Regions from separate parts of the Homo sapiens genome. Here region 2 is linked to region 1. A link is a contact called in ENCODE Hi-C or POLR2A ChIA-PET data. All regions are on one chromosome and are shown on one strand. Each heading gives the region's core, a stretch centred on a gene start or an enhancer-like site at or near the end of the contact. The rest is flanking DNA. Distances are from core to core; before and after follow the strand shown.

The links. A loop is a pair of places that touch in the nucleus more often than their neighbours do. ChIA-PET counts read pairs that join two places held with the same protein, here RNA polymerase II (POLR2A). Pooled maps may share reads with other maps.
Region 2: a pooled map shows a loop between it and region 1 (4-fold over the local background). The contact joins the promoter of ZNF689 here to the promoter of PRRT2 in region 1. A Hi-C loop is called at or near these places in 2 of 50 pooled maps. POLR2A ChIA-PET finds 5 or more read pairs at or near these places in 2 of 52 experiments (HCT116 and WTC11).

The regions. Positions count from the first base shown.
Region 1 is chr16:29,809,888-29,813,534 of GRCh38, reverse strand. It overlaps PRRT2 (proline rich transmembrane protein 2), which reads right to left and starts at 1,342. Exons shown (of 4, transcript NM_145239.3): 1 at 1,212-1,342; 2 at 1-545. The coding sequence starts at 480. It overlaps MAZ (MYC associated zinc finger protein), which reads right to left. Exons shown (of 5, transcript NM_002383.4): 5 at 2,371-3,458. The coding sequence ends at 3,304. MVP-DT (MVP divergent transcript) reads left to right here. Exons shown (of 4, transcript NR_186424.1): 3 at 3,362-3,500. RefSeq lists silencers at 1,340-1,489, 1,890-1,969.
Region 2 is chr16:30,608,806-30,612,452 of GRCh38, reverse strand. It overlaps ZNF689 (zinc finger protein 689), which reads left to right and starts at 2,064. Exons shown (of 3, transcript NM_138447.3): 1 at 2,064-2,616; 2 at 2,815-2,928. The coding sequence starts at 2,412. LOC124903678 (a long non-coding RNA gene) reads right to left here and starts at 1,979. Exons shown (of 2, transcript XR_007065051.1): 1 at 1,690-1,979. RefSeq lists an enhancer at 1,068-2,037 and a silencer at 2,325-2,374.

The sequences.
Region 1 (3,647 bases), core at 93-2,592:
GAGCTCTGGTTGAAGGGCTGGCTTGGGGGTAGGCTGGGAATCTGGCCGGGGGTCTGGTTGGGGAGCAGGCTCTGGGGCTGGTTCAGGTGGGGCTGCAGACTCCAGCCTGGACCCCTGGTCTGCAGTGGCCTCTTTGCTCACTTCTGGTTTGGACACTGTTTCTTGGCATGGGTCTTCGGGGCTGCAGTTGGCCTTTGATTCCCCTCCTGGGCTTAAGCTGAGGTCTGTGGCCTGGGCTGTTTCTGAGGCCCCAGCCGGGGTCTCTGTGGTTTCTGGAGCCAGCCCAGCCTTGGGCCCTGAGTCCACAGGGGCCGCAGTGGTGTTTGGACCTGGCTGCGGGGCCTCTGGCTGGTCTGGTACCCCTGCTAGGACCTGGGGAGGGCCAGTTTCAGCTTCAGAATGGCCAGGCCCTTCGCCTGGAACCTTGGGACTCTCCTCAACCCCCTTCATCTCAGAGATCTCAGAGCTGCTGGCTGCCATCTTGAGATGGGAGAGGGGAGAGAGCCCCTATGGGGAGGATGGAATAGCAGAGACAGCGGCAAACCCTGGAAGAGGAGGAGATAGGCTTGGGGTGAGGAGGGAAGAGGGCGCTCAGCACTGCAGGCCCAATTGGGCCACATTCCTGTCTCAGGGCCAGCCTTGCACTGCCTCTAGGGAGAGGAAGAAAAGTTGGGGTTTCCTTTGCCTTAGGGTGGGACATCCCTGCGGGAGGAGTGCTCTACTCAAAGTCTTCTGCTTGGAGAGCCCTGGGGAAGATTAACCCTTTTGTAAACAGGACCTTCTCCAGGGTCTCTCCCTGGGTCCATCCAACAAGATCCAGACTCTCAGATCCCAGCACCCCAAAATCAACGAGCTGTGCAAATAGCACTCCGACAGGCCGACTGGGCAGAGGACCCGACATTCGCATTCCACTCCCTCTGCATCCTCCCCTCCTCCCTGGGCTCCCAGGCGGTGCGGGTTTTCTTGCTGCGCGTTTAGGGCGAGGACGCTCCCGCCCCTTTCTGGGGGACCTGGTTATCTCCTTCGATCCCCTGTCAGCCCCTCTCCCGGGGCTTCCCTCGCCTTCGGTGGGCTGGCGCCTCCTCCCGATGGTTCAGCCCGCCCAGCACCACCACCAGCCCTCCAGACACCCGCATTCCCGTGCAGTCCGCCCGGCGTCAGCCGTCGGTCGGTCCACTCCTACCCGCAGCCTCAGTCTGCCCGGGTCTCACCTCGACGCCGGCCTCCGGACAGCTCCCGCTGCCGCTGCTGGCTTTTGCAGCAGCCGCAGCCCGGGAGGGAGCAAGTCAGCTAGGGAGGGAGGGAGGCGGCGGGTCTCCCTCTTCTCCTCTCCCGTGTGCTCATCCCCTCCTCTCCGGTCCCCTCCCCTACGCTCCGCCGCCGTCGCCGCCCCCGCCCCTCGCGAGCCTCCGGCCCCTCCCGCCAGCCCAAGGGAGCCACGCGTTACCCAGGCAACCGGCCCGGGGACCACTCGCGCCCCCTCCCTGCCCCTTCTCACGCGCGCCTCCAGGAGAGACGCCTCCTTCTTAAGTCCCCGGCCCCTCCCGCCAACGGTCACCGGGATTCCTGGAAGAGACGGGGATTTGGGGGAAACGGAGAGGGTTCTGCGAGGAGACGGGACCAGTGAGACAGGCAGGACCGGGTGGAGGCGTCTCTACGAGCAGGAGGGCAAGGAAGATGGGGCAAGACGCGGGGAGGCTGCAGAGGAGGAGCAGGGTGGGGTTTGGAGAGAATGGAGCCTGCAGAAAGGAGCGGCAGAAACTGGCGCTGGAAGGCTCAAAAAAGGGGCCCTGGAAAGGACGGAGCGGGGACAGGAAAGGGAATTCCAAGGGGCAGGAGGAGCTGGGCAGAGGAGCCCGTGTAAACACAGAGTGGCCCATGCCCAGGATGAGGGACAGGTGCAGCTTTCATTCTCTACCTCGCTGCTCCCAGTCCTAGGGCTCGGACTCCCCAGCCTTTCCGCAGCCGCATCCACCCACCATGGCCTCAGGGCCGTGACGCGCGTGGGGAGGGATGCGGCTGGGGGCTGAGCAGCGGCCATGAGTGTGGACGGGGGAGGGCGGCATTCCCGTCTGGCAGCTCTGTTTGGGTTTCTGACGGGGCCTCTTCAAACCTCCAGGGGCTATTCTGGGCCTGTCCGAGTTGGGAATTCCCCAGAGACCTGGAACTTGCTCTCCACAGCCACAGCCTTGGCCCCGCCCTGTATCTGTGCTGCCGCCAGTAAGGCTGCCCCTGGGGAGGGCGGAGCCAGAACCTCACAGCCTCACAGGGCAGAGCAAGGCTGGATTGACGGACACCAGGCCGAGAAGAAACCCTTGGGGTTGGCGGCAGTTCTTAGTGAGGGCAATTCATTCAATCCAGAGCCAGAAACAGGATTTTATTTAAAATTTATTGTAATGGGGTCCGCGCAAAAGGAAGGGGTGGAGGGTGGGGTACATGCAGGGGACACAGGAACACGATGACATGGCCAGGGCCACAACTTCTTCTGTCGTGGGGAAGAGGGATGAAAAGACAAGACCAGGGCTGGAGCTGGGGTGGAAGAGGGGAGGGGGACACTGGCTGCATTCCCCCGCCCCCAGGAAGCACCTCTAGGCCCTGGACCCCTCGCTCACCCTGGCCCCTAAGACTCCATCTCTTCTCTGCCTCTGGCCCTCCTGGCTCTTCCTCCTGCTCCCCTTGACTTTTTCCCCTGACAGATTCTCAAGTAGGACGATGTTCAGGGCCTGACCCCAACCCCCCATACCACCTTATGAAGGTACAACCTTTGCCGGCCCTGCTTCTGCCCCTCCTCAAACCTCACCGCTTTCCCTCTTTGGGACAGCTCTGATCCCCCTCCTTCCTCTCCTCCCTCCCCCTGGAAAAAAAAAAAAAAGGAAAAGAAAGCACCAACTCCCCGGGGAGGGGCTGCAGACAGCAGGGGGAGAGGACTGGAAGGAGAGAAGAGGACCGTCGAGGGAAGAGGCTCACAAGTCCCTGGGAAGACAGGGCATGGGCTTACAGAGAGGAGAGGGGGTACGGGCAGTGGCTGCTCGTGTCCTCTGCCACCCCTGCCCACTGTCCAGGGGACTTCAACACAACCGAGGGGACAGGTTTGTGTGGGGTCAGGTCTGACAGAAGAGGAGCAGGAGAAACAAATCGTTAAAACCTAGCGAATTCCCCTAAGAAAACATTTCTTCCTCCTTTCCTTCTGGAGGCTCCTTGGTTGGTAGGGAAATAGGAGTTGGTGGGAAAAGAGGGGGGAGAGGAGCTTGTACCAAGGGACTCTACTCCATTCTCCCCTCTCCCCCGCAACCAACTTGGAGCTCACCAGGGTTGGGAGGGAAGTGGCTGAGAGCTCACAGGCACCCCCTCCGCCCCCGAGAGGGAGCCCACAGCTGTGGGAGGGGCTGCTACTGCTGCCGCTGCTGCCGCTGCCGCCGCTGCCGCTGCCGCCGCCATTGGACAAACCTCACCAGTACCTGCACAGGAGAAACACCACGGATCACAGCGCGATCTGAATGGCAAGAGCCTTGCCCTCACCCCACACCTTCCCAGCCTGCTTCCCCTGGGACACAGCCGTTGCTCACTTCCTATCTGGACCCCAGAGGCCTCAGCCTGCATCCTCACCCAGACAGAGCAGTTCTCAAGGATCCTCCCTGTGCCCAGAA
Region 2 (3,647 bases), core at 815-3,314, 800 kb before region 1:
ACGGGTGGATCACGAGGTCAGGAGATCAAGACCATCCTGGCTAACATGGTGAAACCCCGTCTCTACTAAAAATACAAAAAATTAGCTGGGCGTGGTGGCGGGCGCCTGTAGTCCCAGCTACCCGGGAGGCTGAGGCAGGAGAATGGCGTGAGCCCGGGAGGCGGAGCTTGCAGTGAGCCGAGATGGCGCCACTGCCCTCCAGCCTGGGTGACAGAGCGAGACTCCGTCTCAAAAAAAAAAAAAAAAAAAAAATGTGGAGGCTAATGGGGTGGGTGCTGGCTTGTTCCATCAGCAATTTTCAGTTCAGTGCCTTTCACATACATGCTTGTATCATTCTGTTATGATTCATTGTGAATTTATATGCTTTACTAGACTGTAAGCTCCATTCAAAGCATGGCCTATGACTTATTTATGTACGCTCTCCCAATTGCCTAGCACTATGCTTTGTACGTTGAACAAATGTCACGTGAAAATAATGTAGGGAGATTATGCAGAATATTGAACTTGAGAAGAAAACAAGAGCTCAGGTGGATTCCTGGTTTAGCAAGCAAATTAGGATACTGTGAAGGAAGGATGCCTATCAGTGGTATGAATAAAGGCTCTGTCTGCCCCAGGTTTAAATCTTTATTCCCCACTCCTTACTAGCAGTATGGCCCTGGAAACTCATGGAATCCCTCTGAGATCGTTTCTTCATTAGTAGAACCAGGATGATAACCATTGGTTCACAAAATGCTAGTAAAGAATTAATAACGGGCTGGGTGTGGTGGCTCACTCCTGTAATCCCAGCACTTTGGGAGACCGAGGTGGGCGGATTGCTTGAGCTCAGGAGTTCGAGACCAGCCTGGGAAACATGGCGAAACACCGTCTCTACCAAAAATACAAAAAATTAGCAGAGCACTGTGGGTGCATGCCTTCACTCCAGCCTGGGCAACGGAATGAGACCCAGTCTCAAAAAAAAAAAGCGAATAACTAATGGCTCCGGTGCTGTGGCTTATGCCAGTAATCCCAGCCCTTTGGGAGGACGAGGCAGGAGGATCACTTAGCCTAAGGGTTCGAGACCAGCCTGGGCAACACAGGGAAACCCTGACTCAACAAATAACATAAAAAATTAGCCAGGCGTGGTAGTGCACACCAGTAGTCCCAGTTACTCTGAAGGCTGAGGCAGGACGATTGCTTGAGCCCAGGAGTTAGAGGCTGCAGTGAGCTGAGATTGCACTACTGCATTCCATCCCGCCCGGGTAACAGAGTGAGACCCTGTCTCAAAAAAATAAAAATAAGGCCGGGCATAGTGGCTCACGCCTGTAATCCTAGCACTTCGTGGGGCCGAGGTGGGTGAATCACTTGAGGTCAGAAGTTCGAGACCAGCCTGGCTAACATGGTGAAACCCCATCTCTGCTAATAAATATGAATATTAGTCAGGAGTGGTGGCACGCGCCTGTAATCTCACTTACTCGGGAGGCTGAGGCAGGAGAATCGCTTGAACGTGGGAGGTGGAAGCTGCAGTGAGCCGAGATTTCGCCACTGCACTCCAGCCTGGGCGACAGAGCACGACTCTGTCTCAAAAATAAATAAATAAAATAAAAATAAAAAATAATAAAGATGAAATATGTAATATGCTGGGCATGGCGCCTGCCCCCAGGAAATGCTAACCATAATTCCCTCCCCTAAAGGGCAAACAAAGAAGATAACCATTCTCCAAAGTCAAGGATGCTCTGAGAACACCAGTAAAAGGAACTCAGGATAATCTCAGCTCTAACTCGGCCAGAGTGGCTCCATCGCTCAAATCGTTCCCTCCTTCAGTGATTGGCTGAGCCTGCCAGAGTCGAACAGCGGAAAGCAGCCCCGGGGCCTCTTGCTGCCCCCAGGTCGGTGCAAGTCGCTTCACAACTCCTTGTAGTCGCCTGATCCTAGCAGTCCAGCTTCCTGCCCTTATGCAGCTCTTGGCTTCGTTCAAACGGACCGCCTTTGCTAGCACCCAATCAGAACGCTCGATCTTCGGCTCTCGTCCAATGAACGCGCGTATTGGGGAGGGGAAAAAAGACGGCGTGAAGCCCAATCGCAGCGCCATTACACTTGAGGGCAAAGAGGTTAGGAAGCCGGCATGGCGCTCCGGTCAATAAAATCGATAGCTGGAAGCTGCCTGTGTTCCAGGCAAAGGCGGTGCGGTAGCAGCGCCGCCATTTTCCCCGAAGGCATCTTCCGGTGCCTTTCACCCAAGTTCGGGCAGGAGTTTCCTGAATAACAGCAAAAGGTTTCCGTTAGCCCCGCGGGCGACCAATTCCGATTCCCTCCGGGCCTCCCCGGCCACGCTCAGCCCTGGTCCGGCAGGGGCTCCTCGATCCCAGGGGCCGCCAGCGCCCGAGGGCCGAGGCCTGGACACGGAAGGCCGTGGCGCCGGCTTCTCGGGTCCCATGGCGCCACCTTCGGCTCCGCTCCCTGCGCAGGGACCAGGAAAGGCCAGACCCAGTCGGAAAAGGGGCAGGAGGCCGAGGGCTCTGAAGTTCGTGGACGTGGCCGTGTACTTCTCCCCGGAGGAGTGGGGCTGCCTGCGGCCCGCGCAGAGGGCCCTGTACCGGGACGTGATGCGGGAGACCTACGGTCACCTGGGCGCGCTCGGTGAGGCCGGCCCCATCCGCTGCCGCGGGGCGCGAAGGGATGCAGGAGCCGGAGAGGGTGTAGGCAGGGAGGCCACGGTCCTGGCAGGCGACCAGGTTGTCAGGGGAGGTGGGCAGGGGCTTAGCAGGAGGTGCCGTCGGGGAGATACTACTCGGCGTGATCTAGGAGCTGGCCTTCTGATTTGTTCTCTTTCCCCAGGGTGCGCAGGTCCCAAACCAGCCCTCATCTCCTGGTTGGAACGAAACACCGATGACTGGGAACCGGCTGCTCTAGATCCGCAGGAGTACCCGAGAGGGCTAACAGTCCAGAGAAGTGAGTGCTAAATAACCACGCAGAGCCTGCAGCCCTCCTATAACGTTCTACCTCTAACGGCTCTGTCCAGAGTTTTGGTTGGGCTAGGGGTGGGTGCCGCGTATTTAGTATATTCATCTTCCCAGCCTCTTGTGTCTGGTGGTGTGGGGCCGGTCCACCACACAGAGATTCCTATGTCAGTCTGCAAGCTGCAGTTTTCCACTGTGTGAATGAATCAGTGGGCTTATTCTTCGTCTTTTTTTTTTTTTTTTTTTTTTGTAGAAACATTGTCTTGCTCAGTTCGGTCTTGAACTTCTGGCCTCAAGCGATCCTCCTGCCTTGGCCTCCCAAAATGCAGGGGTTACTGGCGTGAGCCATTGCAGCCAGCCAGAATCAGTGAGCTTTTAACAGGTGCTACCCTCTGCCTCCTTTCCAGGATCTCTGCCTCTAGCCACCTTTGAGTTGGACCAAAGAGATCCTAAACTTCTCAGAGTTTTCTGGGTTTTGGTTGAAGGGAGCTCATGGGGAACAGCTGCCTGGGATGCAGGGGCCTCTTTCTGCTCTTACGGCAGGATGACCCTTATCAGCGAAGGACATACTGCAATCTCCTCAGAATCCAACAAGGCTCTGCTTAACCCCATTCAGGTAGAAGGGTCCCAGATCCACCCATAGTAGAAGATGGAGCTGTCTGGGCTGGAATTTCAGAGCCAGATTCTTCAAGACCAGGGATAGCTGTCCAA